Linked DNA regions of Homo sapiens: regions 2 and 3 are each linked to region 1. The links are chromatin loops, found by intact Hi-C in ENCODE. Cell type or tissue: Caco-2. All regions are shown on one strand.

Region 1 (8,000 bases):
TTCTCAAGAAGTTATGCAATTATATTTAGTCTGCACAAATATTCATGTGATAATAATGTTTTGAATAAAGATAATATGGTAAGCTCTGTGACTCAGTATATGACCATAAAAATAAAGTCTTTTGGGGTCATTTCTGAATGCCCATCTGCTTTGATTACTTTGGCTGAAATCACTGCCAGACTCTGATAGACTAGCTCACCACGGTATTTCCTTTTCCAGTTCAGAAAATGCACTAATTTTAATTAACCTACTCTTTCAGTCACCTATTTCCTAATTTATTCATGCTATAAATATGATTTATTCTACAAGTTAGGTATTTCAGAAAGCATTGCCTTGATTATTAAATGTAATACTACTAAGTCTGTCTCCTGCATATTATGATTTTTAATTGATTGCACATTATTTTTTAAATTTTATTTCATCAAAAATAAAATCATTCCTTTTGAATATATAAAATCAGCTCACAACTAGTTATCTCTGCCTGCAAGTGCTTTTCATCTATGGCATTAGCTAGTTACCTAAGTGGCTCTGGATCACTTGATACATTCCATTTTAAAACTTTAATCATGTTTTTAGACAATATCCTAAAATACGGATATTTCCAACAAATTTTATTTTCTAGATTTAGGAAATGCTGTGACAGTGTTCTTTAACATACTACCCATATCAAAAGAGATAAGATTTTTATGCATGGCTTTTCTTTTCTACAGACAATAGCTTTTTAAATAATAATCTGGAAATTTACCCTGCTGACTGCCTTAGTCATAAGGTATATTATTGGCATAATATATTTTTCAGAAGAGGCATTCAATTAGTTTTTAGATTAAAAAAATGTTAAGGGAAATAATAAATGACCATGCCAATCCTTTCTATTTTCAAATAGCTGTATTGTGATTTGGGACAGTTCTGTGGACTCATAGTTAAAAGTTCCCATTTCTTTCTTTCTAGCTACACCTACATGCACACACACATACAAACATTCATATGCAAACACACATATAAACACACACAAATACAACAATATATATTCAGAGATAGCTCTTTCCCACTCTATGTATGCATGTGTGTATACAAGCATATATGCATACACATGAAAAACTAAAACTGAATTTGATAGAAGCATGAATATACATTATTGAACAAAGGAGACAGGATGGTGGAATTAAAAGGGTTTCATCTCAGTGCTTTCCTAAGTATAAAATGCATATATTTATAATTTTTACTTATCGCAGGGTAAACATAAAACTGATTCATTAAAACATGATCTTTTTTAAGAATTCAAAGGACATAGAATGTTGTGAAATCTAGTATTTTTACTTAAGTGCCTTTTTTCTTTCTAATTCCACCTCCCAATCTCTTATTTTATAAACCAGTTGATACTTAAGTGGTTACTCGGCAGATGATATATCACTTACACATTTTCTATGTAGTAAACATTCATGTGTATATATATATATAATTTTATATTATATAAAATATAATTTTATATTATATAAAAATATTTTTATATAATATATATTATATTATATAAAAATATATATATTATATATATATATATATATATATAAATTCATCCAACTACTTTGTTGGAATGATTCCTATGGATTGAAACTGCCAGGGCAAAGAATATGCAAAATCTATATTTTGACTAAATTTCTCATGACAGGAGTAAATTTTCCCAGTATTTGAGAATTCCTCATTTCCTACAGCCATACAAACATTAGGTATCAATATTTGTAAGCATTGATAATATAATTTATAATGAAATTGCCTTTTATCTATTAACATTAGGCTATATCATCTTTACATAACCTTATAAGTCATTTGTGCTATTTCATTTTCCTCTTTTTCTTTTTCATTTCCCTTGTAAAGTTAATCTCTTTGTTACTAAGAGCTCATTTATGATTAAGGATGTTAACATTTTGTCAAGCATTTTAAATATTATGTTTCTCCCATTATTTTACTGTGGTGTTTTATTTTTTGGCTGTACAGAAATTATATATTGAAATATAATCGTGTTCTGTTCTTTAAAAACATGAATATACTTCAAATGGTAATCGATGGATTAAAGTCTTGCATTTTAAATATTATAAGCCACATTCAATGATTTGTTTGATTAATCAGACAATGTTCTTTGGCTTTATCACTTCTCTTTCTCTCGCTCTGCACAGCATATTTGTTCTGCATTTGCACTGCCTCTTAAGATATCAGTTGTAAAGTTACATTCCAACTCTACAGGCACACAGAATGAGAGAAGTAGAGCCTACACAACTGCAATGACTGTAATTTTATAATTTTGGCTGTCATGATCCTGTCTTGAAACCATAATTAATGCAATAGATTTGTTAGTTTCTCTCAGGGGTAAAAAGAAAGATCTAATTGAAACCTTGTAAAGCAGCTTCATAAGTGAAATGGAAAGGGTATTTGCCTTTTATCTCCCAGCCCCACCTTGACATAGTCACAGATTATTAATGTTTCATAAAAATGTTGTAAATCTTTATGTTAGTATCACTACAACTGGTGAATTTAGGTCAGTAACGACAACTGCATCTTTAATTGCTAATGTTTAATAGCATTTCATTTCTGGAATCGCAAGCTATAGATTCTGAAAATGACTCTACAGTTGGTCATAGCCATTTTATAATTCTCAAGAAGTTTTGCACCAGCATATATAAATTTAAGACAAAAGAAATATTTCATATTCTAATAAAGTAGCAAGTTGATTCATAAAAAATAGCAGTGACATCTAGATAAAATAATAAGCACACTCCTCCTTCTCCCACACTGACTGGTATCACCCTTTGAACACTGTGAATACGGCATGTTGAAATCTTAGTTTTAGATACGAAAAATACTATCTTCTCCTTTTCCTCTTCCTCCTTTTCCTCTTCTTCCTCATTTCCTTGTTCCTCCTCTTCTCCTGATGCTGCTGCAAAATAGGACAACCTGAATTCTGAGCTATGCTTATATTGTCTAATTGAAAAAGTATTACCTGTTATCGGCTGACTTATGGCACTGATTTAAATCTCTCATCATCAAATAATTCCATGAAGTTACTCTAGGATGTATTTACTCAACAAATATTTACTGAACACCTACTATGTGCCTAACTTTAATATTCATGATGACTAGGCTTAGTATATGAGACAGACTTAGCTTTTCTCTTTATGGAGCTTATCTTCATAATCACAGTTTAAAAAAAAGTTGACTGATAAGTATTTGGTTATTAACTTATAGCTTAACCTCAAAGGGACTAAGTGTCCAGTGCCAGTATATCAAGTGACTATTAAGGATATTATTGGTGCTACTAATTATAAATTGGGAATTATCAACCTATCAAATAATGAAGTTGTATAGGCACAATATAAATCCACCATATGATAGCAATGACAAAAATTAGGCCTACAGCCTAATCAGAATTCAGAGACATGAATTCAGAGATGACAAGTAAGTTACAAAAAGAGGTGACCAAGACTCCAAGTACCAAATTCTGTTGTTCCAGTATCTCATCCTCAGCTCACAGCTATGACTTCATATGGAATTCCTTATGTCCAGCCTGTGGACGTAAATCTGGCCCAGATTTATGAAGAGGCTAGTTACTATAAACCAATGTATTGATACCAGCCAAAAATAGAAATGGCTTCAGAAAACAGCATTGAGGGAAAATCTTACTAATGGACAGAATTTTGAACAAAGCTTTAGGTTATCACTTTGACGTAGAAGAAGACGCTTGCACTGAGGGTATTAATAAATTTTGGGGCAGAGATGAAAGACCTAGTTTCTTCGTCAAGAACCAGCTGGGTGCGGTGGCTCATGCCTGTAATCCCAGCACTTTGGGAGGCCGAGGTGGACAGATCACAAGGTCAGGAGATCGGGACCATCCTGGCCAACATGGTGAAACCCCGTCTCTACTAAAAATACAAAAAAATTAGCTGGGCGTGGTGGCACATGCCCGTAGTCCCAGCTACTTGGGAGGCTGAGGTAGGAGAATCACTTGAACCCAGGAGGCAGAGGTTGCTGTGAACTGAGATTGCACCACTGCACTCCAGCCTTATGAGAGAATGAGACTCAGTCAAAAAGAAAAAAAAAAACAGTACAGAGTAAGACTGGAAGAGCAGACATTTGAAGAAAAGTATGCAGATTTTACTATGAGAAAGTAAATAAAATGTGAGGATTTTTGTGTCTCATGGCGGTGCCCACCAACATTCATCACAGAGAAAGCACAGACAACTAGGTTAGAAAGACTCATCTAACAGTGGCTAGCCACCCTTTGACTTCAGCCACTCCAGTGCTTGCATATAATCCCACAATTGTAGTTGCCAGCATTGGAGAAAGTCAGGCCACAAGTGGGACCTTCACTATGGGCTCCTTCTCACTAAGCGGCCAGTGCTGCTACTGAATGTGTGACCAGTCAGAAATTTAGACCAACACTGACCCCTTGATATGACACTGGTTATTAATTTATTGTCTGTAAACTCCTAGTTCACCTTTCTTTGACCTGATCTGTGATACTGGCCCTTAATCCCGTGAACATTTCTCCTTTGCCAGCTGGTGCAATGTTAAGCTTTGTCAACAGGGGGCAATGGAAGGACATTGAAAGGTTATAGTAAGAGGAAGGGGCTTCTCTCCTTGGTACTGGTGTACTTTTGTTTTCCTGTGATGTAGCTACTAGGAAATTAGTGTGCCAGAGACCTAGTGGCAAACACTCTGTAGTAATTTTTTGACCACCCCACACGACTTTTCTACCCAACAATCCAAGCCCACATGTTCCAGCAAACTTCTTCCCCACTGATCTTTTGCATATTTTTGGGGTAGCAACACTCTTTCTAATAAGATCTGATTCTCAGGCTGGGGGATGGTGTCTCTTCTAAGTTCTTATTCCTTCCTTGTTCTTGCTCTCTCAGTCTTACATGTACAACACTCTTTCACTCCTGTTAGTAGTTAATAATACCTTACATTAATTTTTCTTGTTTAAATTGTTGCTATGATTTCTATGTCCTGACTGGATCCAGATTAATACGCATGCCATCCCCTCAAGGAAACCAACCAGGTACTTTTTGGCTAATTGACTACAACTAGCTGCCTTCCATGGTGGCAGAACAATGATTCATCTTTACTGAGATTCTTGCATTTTCTAGATGAAGGTTGTGTTTCTATTTTTCAGTGTCTTGGACAATAACACTCTCTGAAGGCAGTCAGAGAAAAAATACACATGACAAGTTAGGCAAGGAAGACTTTATTCAACACTATTGCAATAGATGAAAGAGATTGGACTCAACTCTAGTAAAACAAAAGACAGGAGAGTTTTTAAGCACTGTGGTGAGCTGGTGGAAAGTACTAGACATTTTAGTGGGAAAGTGGGTCAGTATGATCAGCCCCTCTGTGTTTGCTAATTGGTGATTAGTTTACTGAAGTTAGGTTCCAACCCTCCCACAGAGACTAGGAGATTGGAGCACTATCTTCTTTGATGATTGTATTTCAAAAGGATGACTCCCAGGACCTCAAAGTCCTGGACTGTAAACCTTGCAAGAGGCTGGAGAAAATTTACATCTGTTTTCCAATGTAAATTTTCTAAGAAAAGAAAGGTGAGGAGTCTGTGGTCAGGAAAAAACCTAACTGTCAAAAGTTTAGTCAAGTTTTGATCAGGGTTCACAGAATAACTGATTTATTGTCATTGGATCCCATACCATGTCACCTTGGATCAAAGAGCTCCTTTTACAGAAAAGGAAGTGAGCACGGGATCCTCCAGTCCCCCCATATCCCTCATCACTTAGAAGCTGCTAGACTAATAGAATATTAAAATGGCCTCTTAAATGTATAGCAGAATACCAGCTTGTAGTTGATGCCATTCGTTGAGTTCTGTGATTCAAGATGTGGAGTCTAGTTGAAGCCATGGCCATTACATGATTTTATAGGCCTGATAAATAGAATAAATAGATCTTGGAAACAGTGGTTCTTCTCATCACACTTCCAGGGATCCACATAAGGAATTTGTACTTCCTGTAACTATAACTTTAAGCTCTGCTGGAGGGGGTCCTGGTATCCAGGGGGAATTCCAATAAATAGATGACATAGTAAAAGTTCCACAAAACCTAATTGTTGGACTGCTGCCTAATTATCTGACGCTTCTCCTGCCAAAAGACCAGCAAGCAAAACAAACAAAGTTACTATATTAGCAAGAATAATAGAACTTGATTATCATCAAGAGCTAGGAATGCTACTACCTGATGGGGTTAAGAAGAATTATGTCTAAACTTTAAGATAGTCCTTGGGGAATCTCCTGGTGTTACTGTCATGCGCGTCCATGTGAAGAGAGTCCACCAAACAGGCTTTGTGTGAGCAACAAGGCTGTTTATTTCACCTGGGCGCAGGTGGGCTGAGTCCAAAAAAGGAGTCAGCAAAGGGTGGTGGGATTATCATTAGTTCTTATAGATTTGGGATAGGCGTACAAAGTACATTCTCAAGGGTGGGGAAAATATTACAAAGTACCTTCTTAAGGGCAGGGGAGAATATATCGTATCAGTTAGGGTGGGGCAGGAACAAATCACAATGGTGGAATGTCATCAGTTAAGGCTATTTTCACTTCTTTTGTGGATCTTCAGTTGCTTCAGGCCATCTGGATGTATACGTGCATGTCACAGGGGATACGATGGCTTAGCTTAGACTCAGAGGCCTGACAGTTACCATGTTGAGTGATATCTGTTAATGGGTAATTATAGAAAGCATGGCCTTACAAGGGCATGCTATTCTTTCTTTCTTAAGTTACCATGTTGAGTGATATCTGTTAATGGGTAATTATAGCAAGGATGGCCTTATAAGGATATGCTATCCAGTGGCACAGACTTCTGAATGATTAAATTCTATATTTATCTACTGGATAGGCAACCCATAACAGTGAGAGGGCTGGTTGAGAATGAAGGGAATGTAAAATTGGAGAAAGAGGTGGAGAAATACTAAATATAAATTTCAGCTTCAGAATCAATGAAGCAGTGCTGACTATAGTCCCACCTCTTCTATTGTGTTTTTTTCAGTGAAACACTGACCAACTGCCACATGAAGAAACAGTGATAGATTAAACTTAATACCAGACAAGCGGGGATCTGGTTAGGGCAAGGAGTAAACTGTAGCAGAAGCTCTTGGTGCCCCATCCATATCTCTACAGCCCTTATCATTTAAGTGCATAATAATTAGTAATTACTTTGGAGGGCAGGTACAGATAAAAAGGCATAATGAGGGCTTTTGGTGGGTTGAAAATGTTCTCTTTTTAGATCCAGGTATTGGTTGCACAGGGGTGTTCAGTTTGTGAAAATTTAATAAACTTATGTGCATGTGTGTGTCTGTACAAAATTAAGGAAAGCAGAATGGAGTTAAAATCAGAAATATTGTTCTAGAAGTTATCAGGTTTAACCAGGTTTTACAAACAGCCAATTTTGTTATTTAAATAATCAAAATATTTCCTTTAACATTTATCATGATTTCAACTGAAATACTTTATTACAGCCAGGAAACTGATTTCTATTGTATCATTATTTCTTAGGTAGTTCTGTTGTATTTAAAACTCTAATGTCCATACAATAGCGTCAGAATGCTTTTTTTTAAAACTCAGTTAAAATGCATGCCAGGCTTGACAGGTTATGATTCAAAACATTAAATGTATCCTTCAAATTAATTTCTGTGATATTACTTTGAAATGCTTTAAAACTGGCTTTCGACTTTTTAATTTCATTACATAAATCAAAACAGTCAATATTTCTTGGATACTTACATTCTCATTATATCCCCTTTCTTCTTCCTTCTTCTTTGGACTATTTTTTTTAATTCAGAAAAAAAAAAATCTTATCTTTATACCTTAACATCAGATGGTAAACCATTTTATTTAATATTCAGCCTGGTTAGAGATTTGAATGGCTATAATAGTTGGGGAGAGGTGGTAATAGTAGAGACTGGAAGATGCCTTTTTTCAGTTTAATATCAAGGTCATGTTGTTATTATCAAACTTG
Region 2 (8,000 bases), 640 kb after region 1:
GTATGTTCAGGATTCAGGAGGTTGAAGCCAACTCACCTTGGTAGGTAATTACCGTCTTTCTGGTAGGCAGAATCGTAAGGTAGATCTCAAGATTCCCACCCCCATTGCACATGCTCTGTATAATCTTCTCTCCCTGAATATGAGTAGGTCCGTGAATATGAGGGATCTTACTCCCATGATTAGGTTAAATTAGCTGACAAAGCTGAAGGGATTTTGCAGATTTAAGTAAAGTGCCAAGTAAATCAACATTGAGTTAATCAAAAGGGAGATTATCCTAGGTAAACCTGACCTAACCAGGTGATCCCATAAAAGGGACTGGACCCTTCTGGAAGAAAGAGCTTTGAACCCACAGAGATTCTCCTGACAGCCTTAGGAAAGCAAATAGTCATGTTATGGAGAGGACCAGATGGCAGGTAAATTCTTTTCACAACCATTTCTGGCAGTATCCTTCCTGTCCGTGGGTTTAATGCATTCTCATCAACACACATGATGTATCCATCAGGGCCCAGGCAAGAGACAGAAACCACATCAGTTATTTGAACAGGGAAAATTTAATACAAAGATGCCTTAACTAGATAAGTAGTTGATAACTAGAAAAATCAAAGAATAAAAAGAGATCTCTAAAGTATAATGAGAATAGTACCTGCAAGAGGCAGCTATCACTCCAAAAGCCAGGGAACAAAAGGAAGAGATTGGAAGTATTAAAACCTACAAGGGATCCTGTGAAGCTGAAACTCAGCCATTTGAGGAAAGACTGCTGGCCTGCTGGTGTCTCTGAGCTTGGAGGAGGGCACCATAGAACTTAGACCCAGATTTTTAAGAACAAGACAAAGAAGCTTTTTCTTCAGGTGCTGGAAACTTCAATCTGGGTTCAGCTGCTTCTATAGGAAGGTGCTGCTGTAGCTGGGGCAAAAAAAAGTAAGGCTGAAGTGACACCCCCAAGAACAGCAAGCAGACAGGAAGTTCACAGGAAGCAAAGATGAACGAGAAAATCTCTTTTCTCCTACAGCTCTGAAGTCTCCCTCTGGTATCTCCTGTTGGCAGAGCCTAACATGGACCCAGCTGGAAGCAGACATGGTTTCAGAGTTGCTCTCCAGCAACTCGAGGTGAATTTACAAGGGTGAATGTGGAGCCAAGAAAAAATAACTTAGTAGCTGACACACATGGTTTATATTATTTTTTCTATCCCTTATTCTGTCTCCCAGAATGTCTTCTAAACTTTCTGATACCTGAAAATCCACAATAAAGTTTCTCCCACATGATACGAAGCTCACACAGAGTCCATGAAGCTGCTGTAGAACACACGCTGCCATAACCAAAGCCGCTGTCTCCTTGATCTGCTACCACTAAATTCCCAAAGAATCCAAGGGCTGAAAGCCCCAGCCACTATGCCTGAGCCCTCCAGACCCAGAAACCACTCTGTGGATTCAGCTGAAATGAAGGAACAGACACCTACTTCCGTGTTACACTTGGTTGCAGAGTTTGCCTCGTGCTCCCACTGTCTGAGAGAGAGCATGGAAACACTAACCCATTTTTGCTTGCAGCTTTCTATCACTAGGACCAGAATTCATTGTACTTGTCAGAGAATTATCAAGAAACAGATGCTATTATGAGACTTTATCCTTGGTTAATACTTGTGCACTCTGGCTTTCTTTCCCCTTACGGTGAATTATCTAATTGTTTAAAGCAAACCATGCCAAGATGCTACTAGTTATGCGCATCCTTAGATTTAGCCTGGTTTCAAAACCTATGCTACCTGGGATAATATACTATACAATGTGTAAAGAGCATTTTATGAGGCAAAATAGTTACATAATTATGAGCAGACTCTAGAGCCTGGCTGCTTGCATCCAAATCTTGACTCCATTTGTAACCTTAAGCAAGTTAGTCATTGTCTCAGCCTGTTCAGGTTACTACAACAAAATCTTATAAACTGCATGGCATATAAACAACAGAAACTTATTTCTCTCAATTCTGCAGACTGGGAAGTTCAAGATCAAGGTACAAGTAAATTCAGAGTCTGGTAAGGGGCCCCTTCCTTGTTCATAGATAGTGCCCTCTTGCTGTTTCCTCACATGCTGGAAGTGGGTGAGAGGTCTCTGTTGGTTCTCTTTATAAAGGCACTAATCCCATTCATGAAGGCTTTGCCTCATGACCCTAATCACCTCCCAAATCCCCTATGGCCTAATACTATTGTCGTGGGCTTTAGGATTTCAACACAAGAATATGCAAGGGAGGGACGCAAACATTCAGACTATAGCAATTATTCTTTCTAGGTTTTGGGTTCCTCATCTCTATAATGAGGGTGATAGCAGTAGTACCTGCTACATAAGATTGTAGTGAGGATAAAATATGTCAATGTAGGCAGAGCACTTGGAGGAGCGGCTGCCACAGTAAGTGCTTCATAAATGGAAACTGTTATTTTGCATTCCTGTCATTTTGAAAATGTAACCAGATATCATGTTGTCATACCAGGATAATTCTCACTTCAGCACCAAGATCTCTATTTCATCCACCTGAAATCTAAATTTTGGAGTTCCTCAGAGCTCTGTGATGGATTTTCATTTTTTCCCCTGGTCATTTTCTTTTCTAAATGATCTTATGCTTTACTCTGACTATATATCATTTAAGTGTCATCAACTCCAAAATTTATTTCTCACACAGATCATTGTTCTCATCTTTAAACATACACATGTCCCATTACCTACCTGAAATATCCACTTTGATGGCTTATAGGTATCTGAAGCATAACGTGCCCACAGTTGAATACTTAGTAGTCCATCTCTCCTCGAATCTTTTTCTCCTAAGTTTTTTCCTTTCCGGTAAATTGTGTTGTAGTTCATCCAAGTGCTCAATCTAGAAATCTGGGAGTCATTCAGGATTTATTTCTCTCCATTAACATCCCGCACTCAATTGATTAATATTTTCTGCCACTTTTTTCCTCCAAACTATAACTCAATCCAATCATTTCTCTTCCCATACCATCATCATTTCTTACATAGACTATTGCTTCTATTCTTTCTGCTACCACAATTATTCTCCACGAATCAGCCAGAAAGATCATTTTAATGTGTGGATCAGATCATGAGGTCCTTCTTCTTAAACCCTGTGATGGCTTCCCATTGCACTGAAAATAAAATTTCTGCTTCTGATATGTGGCTCCCAGTGGATTCTTGTGATGTGACTCCTTCTTTACTCTGCAATCTTTTAAGTCTTCCTGGACATCTTCAGTTCCTTTTACCTCCGAGGCCTCTCCTGCCTGTGGGTCTTCATGCATGCAGTTCCCTCTCCGTGGGATGCTTTTTCCACTTCCTGTAGCTGGCTCAATCTCACCCTGAGGTCTTAGCATAAGAGTCAACTGCTTGGAAAAATCTTTTCTGACCACTGTGTCTAAAGTGGGTTCCTTCACCTACCATGTCATTCCTGCTCTATTATTCTCTACCATGGCACTTAATTCACTTTAAAGCATGTGTAGCAATCAGTACAGCTTGATACTTTTATATGCCATTGTCTGTATTCCCACACAAGACAGTTCTATATCCTTTTGTCCCCTACTAACCTATGTTCTGCTACTAGCACAGCGCCAATCTCACAATACACATTGAAAAAAAAAAAATTGTTGAATGAATAAACATACTATGGCCCTTCTCCATGAATGTTTTGGTGAAAACAACAGAATACCCAGAGAGAAAGTGGATACAGTCAAATTCCTCCTGTGATGGTTAATATTGAGTGTCAACTTGATTGAAGGATGCAAAGTATTGTTCCTGGGTGTCTGTGAGGGTGTTGCCAAAGTAGATTAACATTTGAGTCAGTGGACTAGGAGAGGCAAACCCACTCTGAATCTGAGTGGGCACCATCTAATCAGCTGCCAGCACAGCTAGGATGAAAGCAGGCAGAGGAACGTGGAAGGACAAGACTGGCTAAGTCTTCTGGCCTCCATTTTTCTCCCATGCTGGATGCTTCCTGCCCTCAAACATCAAACTCCAAATTCTTCAGCTTTTGGACTCTTGGACTTACACCAGTGATTTGCCAAGGGCTCTTGGGCCTTCAGCCACAGACTGAAGGCTGCACTATCAGCTTCCCTACTTTTGAGGTTTTGGGACTCGGACTGGCTTCCTGTCCCCTCAACTTGCAGGCAGCCTGTTGTGGGACTTCACCTTGTGATCGTGTGAGTCAAATCTCCTAATAAACTCCCCTTCATATATTTACCTGTCCTATTGGTTCTGTCTCTTTAGAGAATTCTGACTAATGCACCTTATAATTAAATGGTACAGCGACATGTTTAGAATATTAGTGTCATAAAGTTTAAAATTCATATTTCCCTACTTTCAATTCCAAATACATCCAGATTACTGATAAGCTTAACCCTGAGTCTTAATATCTGATGTAATTTCCTATCACCATACCCAGTAGCTGTTGCATCTTGAGACCTCCTCTTTTTGGGACTAGTCATACCTGCTGGTTCAAATTATACCAGATAAATTTCTAATACTTACAGCAAAGGCACAAAATTATATTTCTGGATTAATCAATAGTCACATCTTCTGGTATGATTGTGAAGAACGATTCGACATCCTAAAATGATTGTTCCCAATATTCTATGCCAAATACATTTCTCTTTTATCCCATATACAGACTATGACTCATGCTACCATGTTTAACCTTCATCTTCCTCCTTTACTGAGGTAGGTCTACCAGTAAATATCTTGAAAAAGGTAGGAAGTACAATATTTAAGAGTGTAAAGTTTTAAGTCTATGTGTACCATACTTATTTATACCCAGGTCAAGAACAAAGTGGGATATACACAAAGATTGTTTTATGGTGAGATATGTTTAAAATGCCTACCTAGAAGCATCTCCCCCAGTAATATTCCATGCAGCCTCTCTTCTTCAATACAACCATGCCTCAAATACTTCTATTGAAAATAAAAGTTCACTGTGGTCTACACTGCCCTCTAGCGGCCATTCTCTATCTTTCTCCTCCCTACCTAAGCCAAATGTTTAGGAAAGAGTTGTGTCCACTTCCATACATTCTACCCTGTCATCAAAATACTGCCCTTCTGAACCAGCAGAAGTCCAATGACTAACTGATGTGGAATATAAAGACCTGGACCCTCATTCCAACTTGAGGCAACTCTAAAGGCTCATCTAAGTATCATGGTTCCCAGTAGGTCAGCTGAGGCCTTCATGGAGCCTGCATCACAACCCAACTTCCACCTTAGCCCAGTTGTTTCTTCTTCTTCCTCCTACTAGTGTGGATCTCAACAATACTCCCTGATAAACATCCTAGGCATTAATTTTCATCTTAGAAGTCTGCTTCCAGGGAACCCAACCTGCAACCCAAGTCTCTAATATTATAAGCATCCTTTAACTTTTTTTGTATCAGTCTTAGCAATCATAATTTAATATAAATTTATGTGTTCTTTGATCAGTGTCTTTGTTCCTATGAAGCTCTATGCTCTTTGAAACAAGAACTGTCATTTTTTTGTTCACTATTGTTTTCTCAGTACTTAGCAGTGTACTTGGCATATAATAGATGCTTGGTGAATAGCTCATTGTTGCATGAGTAGGTAAATAAATTATCTCATAATTCATCATTAGAAATTTATCTCTTTGCATTGTTATTGGGTTTTTAGTTAAAATGCAATTAACTCTTATATTCAATGAATATAATATACCAGTATTCCAGGTTGAGAACACAAGAATTTCCTGAGGAGAAAAACCTTTAAGAATGGGCTCAGGCATAATGTTTTGAGGAAGAAAAGAGCTAAAGGCTAATGGAAGACTGACCATCCACGATGTAATTGAAAGATAAAAAGAATGGCTTTCAGATTCAAACATGGATTTGAAGCCAGGTTTTGTCACCTACTGTGTGATCTGCAGTAAGAATTAAAAGAATTCCAGTTGAAAAACACTAGGTATAAAGTAAACTCATGATAAATATTGGTCTCTTTTCCATATACATTGCCAATTTCCTTCACTTACTCTCTGTTTCAGAAAAGTGCTGCCTATGAAATTGCTTTATCTGAATATCCACAGAGGAAGAAAGCCAACATAGAGATGTAGTTTAGCCCCTTCAATTCACTTGCTCTTTCTTTTCAAATCTTTCCAGTTTCAACTTCATGTCAATGAGCTGGTCCTCACACAATCCTTGGGATGGTTGCTATTGAATCCACTCACAAGTAATGAACTGAAACAAAGTATCATGGCAAAACTATGCAAATCAACCAATACCTAAATCAAACTAATAGGCAGAATTCTCACTCAACTGCTAGCCAATTTATTTCATGCTACTGAGTATTGATCCTAGTTGGAATGGTGGGAAATCTGTCATGCTTAAGATGCCATCATTGCAGCACTACTCACAATAGCAAAGACTTGGAACCAACCCAAATGTCCAACAATGATAAACTGGATTAAGAAAATGTGGCACATATACACCATGGAATACTATGCAGCCATAAAAAAGGATGAGTTCATGTCCTTTGTAGGGACATGGATGAAGCTGGAAACCATCATTCTCAGCAAACCATTGCAAGGACAAAAAACCAAACACCGCATGTTCTCACTTATAGGTGGGAATTGAACAATGAGAACACTTGGACACAGAAAGGGGAACATCACACTGGGGCCTCTCATGGGGTGGGGGGAGGGGGAGGGATAGCATTAGGAGATATACCTAATGTAAATGACAAGTTAATGGATGCAGCACACCAACAAGGCACATGTATACCTATGTAACAAACCTGCACGTTGCCCACGTGTACCCTAGAACTTAAAGTATAATAAAAAAAAATATATATATATATATATATAAAGATACCATCTGTTCCAACTGCCAATGGAAGTTATTTCTCCCTTCCAAGGTCTGTTGGCCAAGAGCTTATCCCTTATTTCCTGCAGGCTTTCAAAAGCATCATTAGGTTCCCAGTCAACATTGGACAAGGAATCTATTCTACTTATTTTCATTACTTCTAACAATTGGCTAATTTTACACTTCTAGTCAGGAGATTCCCCTTTACCATGAACACAAAAATCAATGGAGGAAGGGAGACTTGTGGCAGGACATAGGAGTTCTGTGGAGAAAACATCTGAATTTGTAGACTATTCAACAACAAGAGTTAACAGATATTAGATGCCACGAGGCTATAGAGATAGAGAGATTATAGCAGTTATCACTTTATTAGAGGAAGCGGCCAGAAAACTTCCAAGAAATGTATGTGTCTGCAAAAATTAGACCAAGAAAGAGTTTTCCAAGGAAAACTTTAGAAATTCTACTTCCCGTAACACTAGGGTCATCAAATTCTGTGGCTGGTAGTGTAGTAAATAAATACCCATTTGTTCGAATTCAAACAAGAGTTGGCGATGTATTTTCATATCAGATCTTATGGAACCAAATGAGTGAGACGTCTAAATGACTCTTCTATACAGTGACAAGTAATTTTAGTGGCTAGTGAACTTTAAAATTGTACAATTCCATTTATTTTTTCACAAAGGTACATTTCTTTGAAGTAAACTCACTTTGTTTAAAAAGTTGTTATTCTATTTAGGACATACATGCTGTTTCAACTTGGAACATCTCTGAAGACAATGCTCACTAATTCTTCAGAAGGTGAAAAAATGTAAACAAATTTCTCAGCCATGGGTTATTAGACTTTCCCACCTTCTCCTGGAATCTGTTAATCTAAAATTGACAGTACAATTAGCTGATAACACCTAGTTTAGCTGTGGTCGGTGAAGTTTTCACATAGATATATTTAGAAGTGAAAGCAATCCACGTGGTGTTAAGGCTTTGGTTTATTTGAAGCCCTGATGAAAACAGGAAGACGACTTGAGGCATGAATAATATATCCACAGTTTACACATGTCAAAAGTCTAGTCATGTATTTAAATAATTAAATTTGTAATCTTGTCAAAAGTAATTATCAAATTAATGTGGAGTGTGAATTGCTACATTTGAATGATCTTAAATTATTAAAATTACGTCCCTCTGAAAG
Region 3 (8,000 bases), 170 kb after region 1:
ATAGAGACACAAAAAACCCTTCAAAAAATCAATGAATCCAGGAGCTGGTTTTTTGAAAGGATCAACAAAATTGATAGACTGCTAGCAAGACTAATAAAGAAAAAAAGAGAGAAGAATCAAATAGACACAATAAAAAATGATAAAGGGGATATCACCACCGATCCCACAGAAATACAAACTACCATCAGAGAATACTACAAACACCTCTACGCAAATAAACTAGAAAATCTAGAAGAAATGGATACATTCCTCGACACATACACTCTCCCAAGACTAAACCAGGAAGAAGTTGAATCTCTGAATCGACCAATAACAGGCTCTGAAATTGTGGCAATAATCAATAGTTTACCAACCAAAAAGAGTCCAGGACCAGATGGATTCACAGCCGAATTCTACCAGAGGTACAAGGAGGAACTGGTACCATTCCTTCTGAAACTATTCCAATCAATAGAAAAAGAGGGAATCCTCCCTAACTCATTTTATGAGGCCAGCATCATTCTGATACCAAAGCCGGGCAGAGACACAACCAAAAAAGAGAATTTTAGACCAATATCCTTGATGAACATTGATGCAAAAATCCTCAATAAAATACTGGCAAACCGAATCCAGCAGCACATCAAAAAGCTTATCCACCATGATCAAGTGGGCTTCATCCCTGGGATGCAAGGCTGGTTCAATATACGCAAATCAATAAATGTAATCCAGCATATAAACAGAGCCAAAGACAAAAACCACATGATTATCTCAATAGATGCAGAAAAAGCCTTTGACAAAATTCAACAACCCTTCATGCTAAAAACTCTCAATAAATTAGGTATTGATGGGATGTATTTCAAAATAATAAGAGCTATCTATGACAAACCCACAGCCAATATCATACTGAATGGGCAAAAACTGGAAGCATTCCCTTTGAAAACCGGCACAAGACAGGGATGCCCTCTCTCACCGCTCCTATTCAACATAGTGTTGGAAGTTCTGGCCAGGGCAATCAGGCAGGAGAAGGAAATAAAGGGTATTCAATTAGGAAAAGAGGAAGTCAAATTGTCCCTGTTTGCAGATGACATGATTGTTTATCTAGAAAACCCCATCGTCTCAGCCCAAAATCTCCTTAAGCTGATAAGCAACTTCAGCAAAGTCTCAGGATACAAAATCAATGTACAAAAATCACAAGCATTCTTATACACCAACAACAGACAAACAGAGAGCCAAATCATGGGTGAACTCCCATTCACAATTGCTTCAAAGAGAATAAAATACCTAGGAATCCAACTTACAAGGGATGTGAAGGACCTCTTCAAGGAGAACTACAAACCACTGCTCAAGGAAATAAAAGAGGAGACAAATAAATGGAAGAACATTCCATGCTCATGGGTAGGAAGAATCAATATCGTGAAAATGGCCATACTGCCCAAGGTAATTTACAGATTCAATGCCATCCCCATCAAGCTACCAATGACTTTCTTCACAGAATTGGAAAAAACTACTTTAAAGTTCATATGGAACCAAAAAAGAGCCCGCATTGCCAAGTCAATCCTAAGCCAAAAGAACAAAGCTGGAGGCATCACACTACCTGACTTCAAACTATACTACAAGGCTACAGTAACCAAAACAGCATGGTACTGGTACAAAAACAGAGATATAGATCAATGGAACAGAACAGAGCCCTCAGAAATAATGCCGCATATCTACAACTATCTGATCTTTGACAAACCTGAGAAAAACAAGCAATGGGGAAAGGATTCCCTATTTAATAAATGGTGCTGGGAAAACTGGCTAGCCATATGTAGAAAGCTGAAACTGGATCCCTTCCTTACACCTTATACAAAAATCAATTCAAGATGGATTAAAGATTTAAACGTTAAACCTAAAACCATAAAAACCCTAGAAGAAAACCTAGGCATTACCATTCAGGACATAGGCGTGGGCAAGGACTTCATGTCCAAAACACCAAAAGCAATGGCAACAAAAGACAAAATTGACAAATGGGATCTAATTAAACTAAAGAGCTTCTGCACAGCAAAACATAATAATTTTTTTAAAAAAATACAGTATAATAAATTCAGTACTCTAAAAAGGTATGCATGAAGGATTTAAGAATCACAAAGGAAAATCAGCCCAACTGTGCTGGAAGAAGAGAGCAAGAACTTTACAAAATGCATAGCTACTGAGAGGACCACATCTTGAGTTAACCTAAAAAAAATTATGGGTATCTCCCATTAAGTCTGATTTCTCAAGGAGCACTCAAGGTATTCTTACAAATATTTGTAGTACGCTCTATCTTGGCATGCATTGTTGCTTCCACCACAGTGTTGAGAGTGAATGCTCCAGTGCATAACTTAAAGAGATGCCTTTTTCTTAATCAGAACTGCATTACATACTAGGACGTTGGCGGGTTCAATGTAATTACAAAATTACAATTTTGTAATGTTCAAAATTCAGCTTAAAAGAAACGAAGTAATCTCCCAGACTTCTTATTTTTTATATTCTGTTTCATCAGCATAGTCCTGGTTTACACCACTTGTCCCAGTGTATTTATAAATAATGCTTCCTTCACTCTTAAAATGACCCAGCTTTTAACAATTAATTACATGGTCACCCTACTTGTACTACATTTTGCTGCTATTCCAGTAGGGAAAAAAATGGGCTGGGAGCTAGAAAGTAAATGTTTGAGTTCCAGCCCTGCCATTTACTTTGGGAAAATGACTTTATCTGAAGTTATTATAATGATTAAATATCATGATTGTAGCAAAAATGTAGAGTGTGTAAAGGGTAATCTACGTGTTTTGTTAATCTTCATAGTGTCGCAGTTAACATCATAAAGTTTGAAAGTAGAAAACGTGTAAAGATAAATGTAAATACACATTTACAAATATTGTTTTCCAAATATAAGTGATTATACTTGATTGAGCTACCAATGTTTATGTTTCAGTATCAGACTTAATTGTCCTCCTAACCAATGGGCCAATGGGGTGTAGAAAGTAGTAAGAACCCGAATACATGGGCCCAAAATTAACCGTGGTGTTACTGTGGATACATATTTACAGCTTAAGAGTTTTAATTTCTTCACCTCTAAAATAAAACACTTGAGCTTTTTTTTTTTTTTTTTTTTTTTTGAGACGGAGTCTCGCTCTGTCACCCAGGCTGGAGTGCAGTAGCGCCATCTCGGCTCACTGCAAGCTCCGCCTCCCATGTTCACACCATTCTCCTGCCTCAGCCTCCCGAGTAACTGGGACTACAGGTGCCCACCACCACACCCGGCTAATTTTTTGTATTTTTAGTAGAGACGGGGTTTCACTGTGTTACCCAGGATGGTCTTGATCTCCTGACCTCGCGATCCGCCTGCCTCAGCCTCCCAAAGTGCTGGGATTACAGGCATGAGCCATGGCACCCGGCAGAGCTAAGTATTCTTAATCAAAGTGTGGAGAACTTTGTTTTGAAGGAGAAAAATGTGGGGTCCCAGTTTGTGGATGAGATTTACAAACAGCCTTGTATACTTCCTGTGATTTGGTCTTGAGGTCTCTTTTGAAAGTGGGTATAATTATAGCCCTGCCCTGATGGGGCTCCAGGGGATGTGATCATGGATATTCACAACGTGTCTTTCATGGGACACTTTTTCTTTCTGGTGGATGGCCTAATGCATAAGTGTCTCATCCATGACCAGGTATGCCTTGCACAGAAAACTTTTTCATCCTGGCAGACACCTTTACAGCTATTTTTTGACCTATGTCCAGTTTATTCCTACCAAGGTAGCCACCCTCTAGGGGAGCCCTGACCAGGAGGAGAGTTAAGTTTGGGAGTGCGGGTCAGGTGAGACACAGAAGAGGCAGCACAGCAAAACACATGAAGTAACAGAAACAGTATTGCTTACAAATCACAGACAGAAGAGGGCAGCAGACCTCGTAGAGCCTATGGGAAAGGGAAGCTGCTCTGGACATGTGAGCCCAACCAGAAGGTGGAGAGCAAGAGAAAGAAAGCGAGAGACCTATGGGCCAGAGGCTTTATTGGGATCCAGGGTGTCACCCACAAAGGTTTCCTTTGGAGAGTTCTAATTGGTAGATTTAGAGCAAGCAGACAGGAGCTCCATGGAGTCACGCTGTAACTGAGGGGTGGTCACTGCAGCCTATCTGCTCAGTCCATGCAGCGTGTGGGGGTCAATGGGGCAAGTCGTATAGGTTGTATCTAGCTGTCCCATAGGGAGATGGTCACCAGGAGGCAGTTTTATAAGGCAGATATCTGGGTCGACCACCTTTAGGAACTGGGAGAAGGTGGAGAACTGGAAACTGAAGGGTGACTAAGCCCCAGTTCTGATATGAGAAAATCCAATCTATATTTAAAATGGATGCTGAGGCAACATAAAATTGTAAGAACTCACTACAAACCTGAATTCTGTTTCATCCAATGTAAAAACCTGTGCCAGGCTGCTTCAGTTTCCCTGGGTGCTACAGCGAGCCCAGCAAGTGTACGCTGGCTTTCTGGGATCTAGCAGCCCCAAAACTTGTTAACATAGAGCTGGTTGATCTCTAAGCCCCCAAACCCTCAAATATCACAGAGGGAAGTTGTATAAATAAGTATTGATTAATTATTTAAAAACAATCATTTAGGAGGGCATAGAAATCTGTATTCATTTCCTAGGACTTAACAAATTTATTCTCTTACAGTTCTGGAAGCCAGAAGTCCAAAATTAAGGTGTCACGGTATCTCTTTGAAGGTTCTGGGGAGAATCCTTCCTTGCTTCTTCCAGTTTCTGGTAGCTCCAGGTGTCCCTTGGTTTGTCAAATTATTTCTGAGCTTCAGGCCATAAATACTTTGGTACCTCATAGTTATATAATCATTTGCTTAAAACTTAATAATTAGGAATAAAACATCTAAAATTTAACTTTCAAGTTTAAAGTTAAACAAAGAGAAGCCAGGCAGTGTTCAAGATGAAATTTTAATGTTGACATCAACTGACTGATGATGAATAGTATAAACCGTAAATTACTAATTGCATGCTATGCTAAATATATTTCTATGAAAACTCTGTTACATTTCCTGAACAGTTTCATTCATAATAATGAACTAATTATACTTTAGCATCTAATGAACAGAACTAAATGAGCTGCATTCAAAAGCCACAGCTTTTTTCTTTCAATATATGTCTTTGATCGTGTAATAATGTTTTCTTATAGAAGCAAGAGGGAATCTAAGTATGTTTCGAGGCACTAAAGGCATCTAATATTATTTTCCATTCTTTTGCCCAAATTTTTGTATGACAAAGTGTCTCTTTCTCATAAGTGCACACTAGTATTCTACTAATGTTATTAAAAAGCTAATTCTTTTATTAAGGAGAAACATAAATATCACCTATTGAAAGCTTTGTGGAGTTTTAATCACATTTTTAATTATTGGGAAACAGAAGCCAATCTTATTTAAAACTAGTAATCAAATATGTAGATCAATGCTATCCATCGGTTATATAGAAGTAGTTACATTTTTATACTGAATGAAGGTAGGGCTAGCACAAGCTACTTTTACTGCATTGGGATGCATACCACACCTTCTCCTGATCCATAAGCCCAACTCCCAAACTCACTCATTCAAAAACAGCCTAGTGTGGTGAACAGGAAATGGGAACAAGTAGCCATTGTGCAAACTGCCAAGTTCTATAATAAAGGTCTGAGCAGGAGGCATGGGTACCTCTGGTATGGTGGATGCTATGGCATTCTGCTTTCAGGTCCTCCCAGTCTCTGCTTTAAGGACTGAAGGGACTTATTCCCTCAGCTGATAAAATATGAGTTATCTACAGCTCCCAGCTGAGTCCCTCTCTAAAACTTGCCCTGGGGCTTGCCCATGTCACATTTCTTCCTGGCACAGTCCACATACAGTCACTTCTCAGTATTGAGGCATAAAGGCCCAGTCCCCTTGTCCCAATTCAGAAAAACCCTGAAGGGTCATGCTAGCTCCAGAGCTTCTCATAGAAATGGCTGAGCCCTTTGTTGTGACTGCATCATAATTCAACTTCTCTCTGGACAGTACTGTTTCCTTTCTGCCCTTCCACCTACACAAGTATCGATTCTAAGGACACATCCCCAATAAACTTCCTACATGCAAGTCTCTGTGTTAGAGTGTGCTTCCTAGGGAAACTCACCTGTTATATCTGGTCCAGGGAGATTAAAGAACACTTTTTAGATGTTTTCTAATTTGAGATTTATCTCTCAGTAAAAATAAGAGTTTCTCTAATAAAGGATCAGAGAAAAGAGTACACTCCATGCCAAACAAACAAACAAACAAAAAAAAAAACAAAAACAGGAAAAAGCAGAGATGTGAAAGAGTACGTCTTATTAAGTTGTACAATTTTGTTACAATACTAGAGAAGCAATTTATGATGTAGCAGGAGGAGGTAGAGCCCAAGTTATGAAGAGTCTTTATTGTTAATCTGAAGATTTTGCATTTTTTCCATAGACAGTAAGTGGTCATTTATGAATTATATGTACTGGATTGCATAATAACAGTTATTTCCAAAAGAAAAACAGAAATAGATCAGAAGGTAGATTGAAAGGTAGTTGAGAGATAAAAGTAGAAGGGAGACTAAACAGAGAGCAGCTATAATATTGGAACAGGTTTTCAAGGGTTAAACAGAAACAGAGATGGTGAATAGGGAATGGATATGGGCCATATGATAAAAATAGAAACAACTATATAAGGTAATTAAATCAGGTAAGTAGAAGAAGGAGGCATAGAGGTTCCTAGCTTGGGTCAGTGAAGGAAGCTGTGGTTGTAAATGGTAGGTAAAGCAACAAGTAGAGGGGGTACGGTTGAGATTATGGTATTGCAGGAGCAAGGAGACTAACAGCCTGCTGGGTACCCTGCTAAAGATGTCCTCTTCAATGGCTGACGCTATGCATTGCACAAAATACGAAATGTTACTTCACTCGCCCACCAAAAATTATTTAGATGTTATTAGCGTATTGAGAGTAGTATTAAGTTGTGTAGTGGGGGAGGGTAAAGGCTTATCTTCCAACAGTGACTTCAGTCAGAAATCAATATGACATGACCTAAGATAAGGTCAAAAGTTAGCTGGACCATTTGCTGGAGAGAAACAACATGTTAACGCCCAAATGAAGCCACAATCGGCACCATTGAAAATGCTCGGTAGCAGGACCATGGAGAAGTTATAACTTGTTTATTTTCTCTGACAGCAGGGATCCTGGAAGCAGTTATCTGCTATAGTGCTTTTCTTTTGTGGGACAGTAAAGCAGACTGCATGCGGTAATTGTGTAGGCATAGACCTTGACAATGGTGCTGACAAGCCTGTAAGACTTGACTAGACAGGGAGGGTGTTAACCCTGGCTTGCTTCCCGCTGGTAATAATAAGTCATGACGGTGCTCCATGAAGTTCATTTTAACTATTTTATATCAACAAGAATCATGCATATTGGTGCAAAATACTAGATGTTTTAATCGAATGTTCTGTGTACCTAATAATGTTCTCATGAGATTGAACCACAGAGAAATAAATTAATTATTCAAAGAAGATGATGGTATTTTGAGAGTCCATGAATCATCTGTATCAGATCATTCAGAGTACATGTTAAAAATGCAAAATCTAATGTCCCACTTTACCTACCAAATTAGAATCTAGAGCAGAGTTTCTCGACCATGGCCCTTTTTACATTTAGGACTGGAAAATTCCTAGGGGCTATCCTGTGCTTCGTAGGATATTTAGCAGAATCCCTGGCCTCTACTCACTAGATGCCAGGAATACAAACACACACACAGAGACATACACACGCACACACCTGTAGTGACAAGAAAAAATATCTCCAGACACTGCCAATTGTTCCCGCAAGGAAAAATCGCCCCTCATTGAGGACCCAGGATTTAGAGGGATGGGTCTGGAAATCCACATTCTAAAAGTTACTGTCTCTTCCACTACTATTACCACTCACTAAATGATTCTCATTACCATCAATTTTGAGAATCAGTGTTGTGAGAAAATGCATTGTTTACAGATACATTTG

Evidence for each region. A loop is a pair of places that touch in the nucleus more often than their neighbours do. Peaks named below come from ENCODE experiments on the same cell type or tissue, not always from the same donor. Only the 100,000 strongest peaks of a DNase experiment are listed, where the experiment ranks them.
Region 2: it touches region 1 in a loop (23-fold over the local background); 6 of 110 quality-filtered maps call a loop at or near these places.
Region 3: a loop joins it to region 1, with 5 times the contacts of the local background. A loop is called at or near these places in 2 of 110 quality-filtered maps.

What each region holds. Positions count from the first base shown.
Region 1 is chr2:34,735,452-34,743,451 of GRCh38, reverse strand. LOC105374458 (a long non-coding RNA gene) reads left to right here and starts at 5,985. Exons shown (of 6, transcript XR_007086277.1): 1 at 5,985-6,335. It overlaps LOC124907752 (a long non-coding RNA gene), which reads right to left. Exons shown (of 2, transcript XR_007086279.1): 2 at 5,221-6,131. In Caco-2, a CTCF peak has its summit at 4,576 (motif pointing right); no DNase peak of the experiment used is centred here.
Region 2 is chr2:34,093,730-34,101,729 of GRCh38, reverse strand. The region is part of intron 4 of LINC01317 (long intergenic non-protein coding RNA 1317); the gene reads right to left. Among named protein-coding and RNA genes, the nearest start is that of LINC01318, 31 kb to the right of the region's middle. In Caco-2, a CTCF peak has its summit at 4,944 (motif pointing left); no DNase peak of the experiment used is centred here.
Region 3 is chr2:34,566,580-34,574,579 of GRCh38, reverse strand. No RefSeq gene overlaps it. Among named protein-coding and RNA genes, the nearest start is that of LINC01320, 110 kb to the left of the region's middle. In Caco-2, a CTCF peak has its summit at 3,888 (motif pointing right); a DNase peak (open chromatin) is centred at 3,919.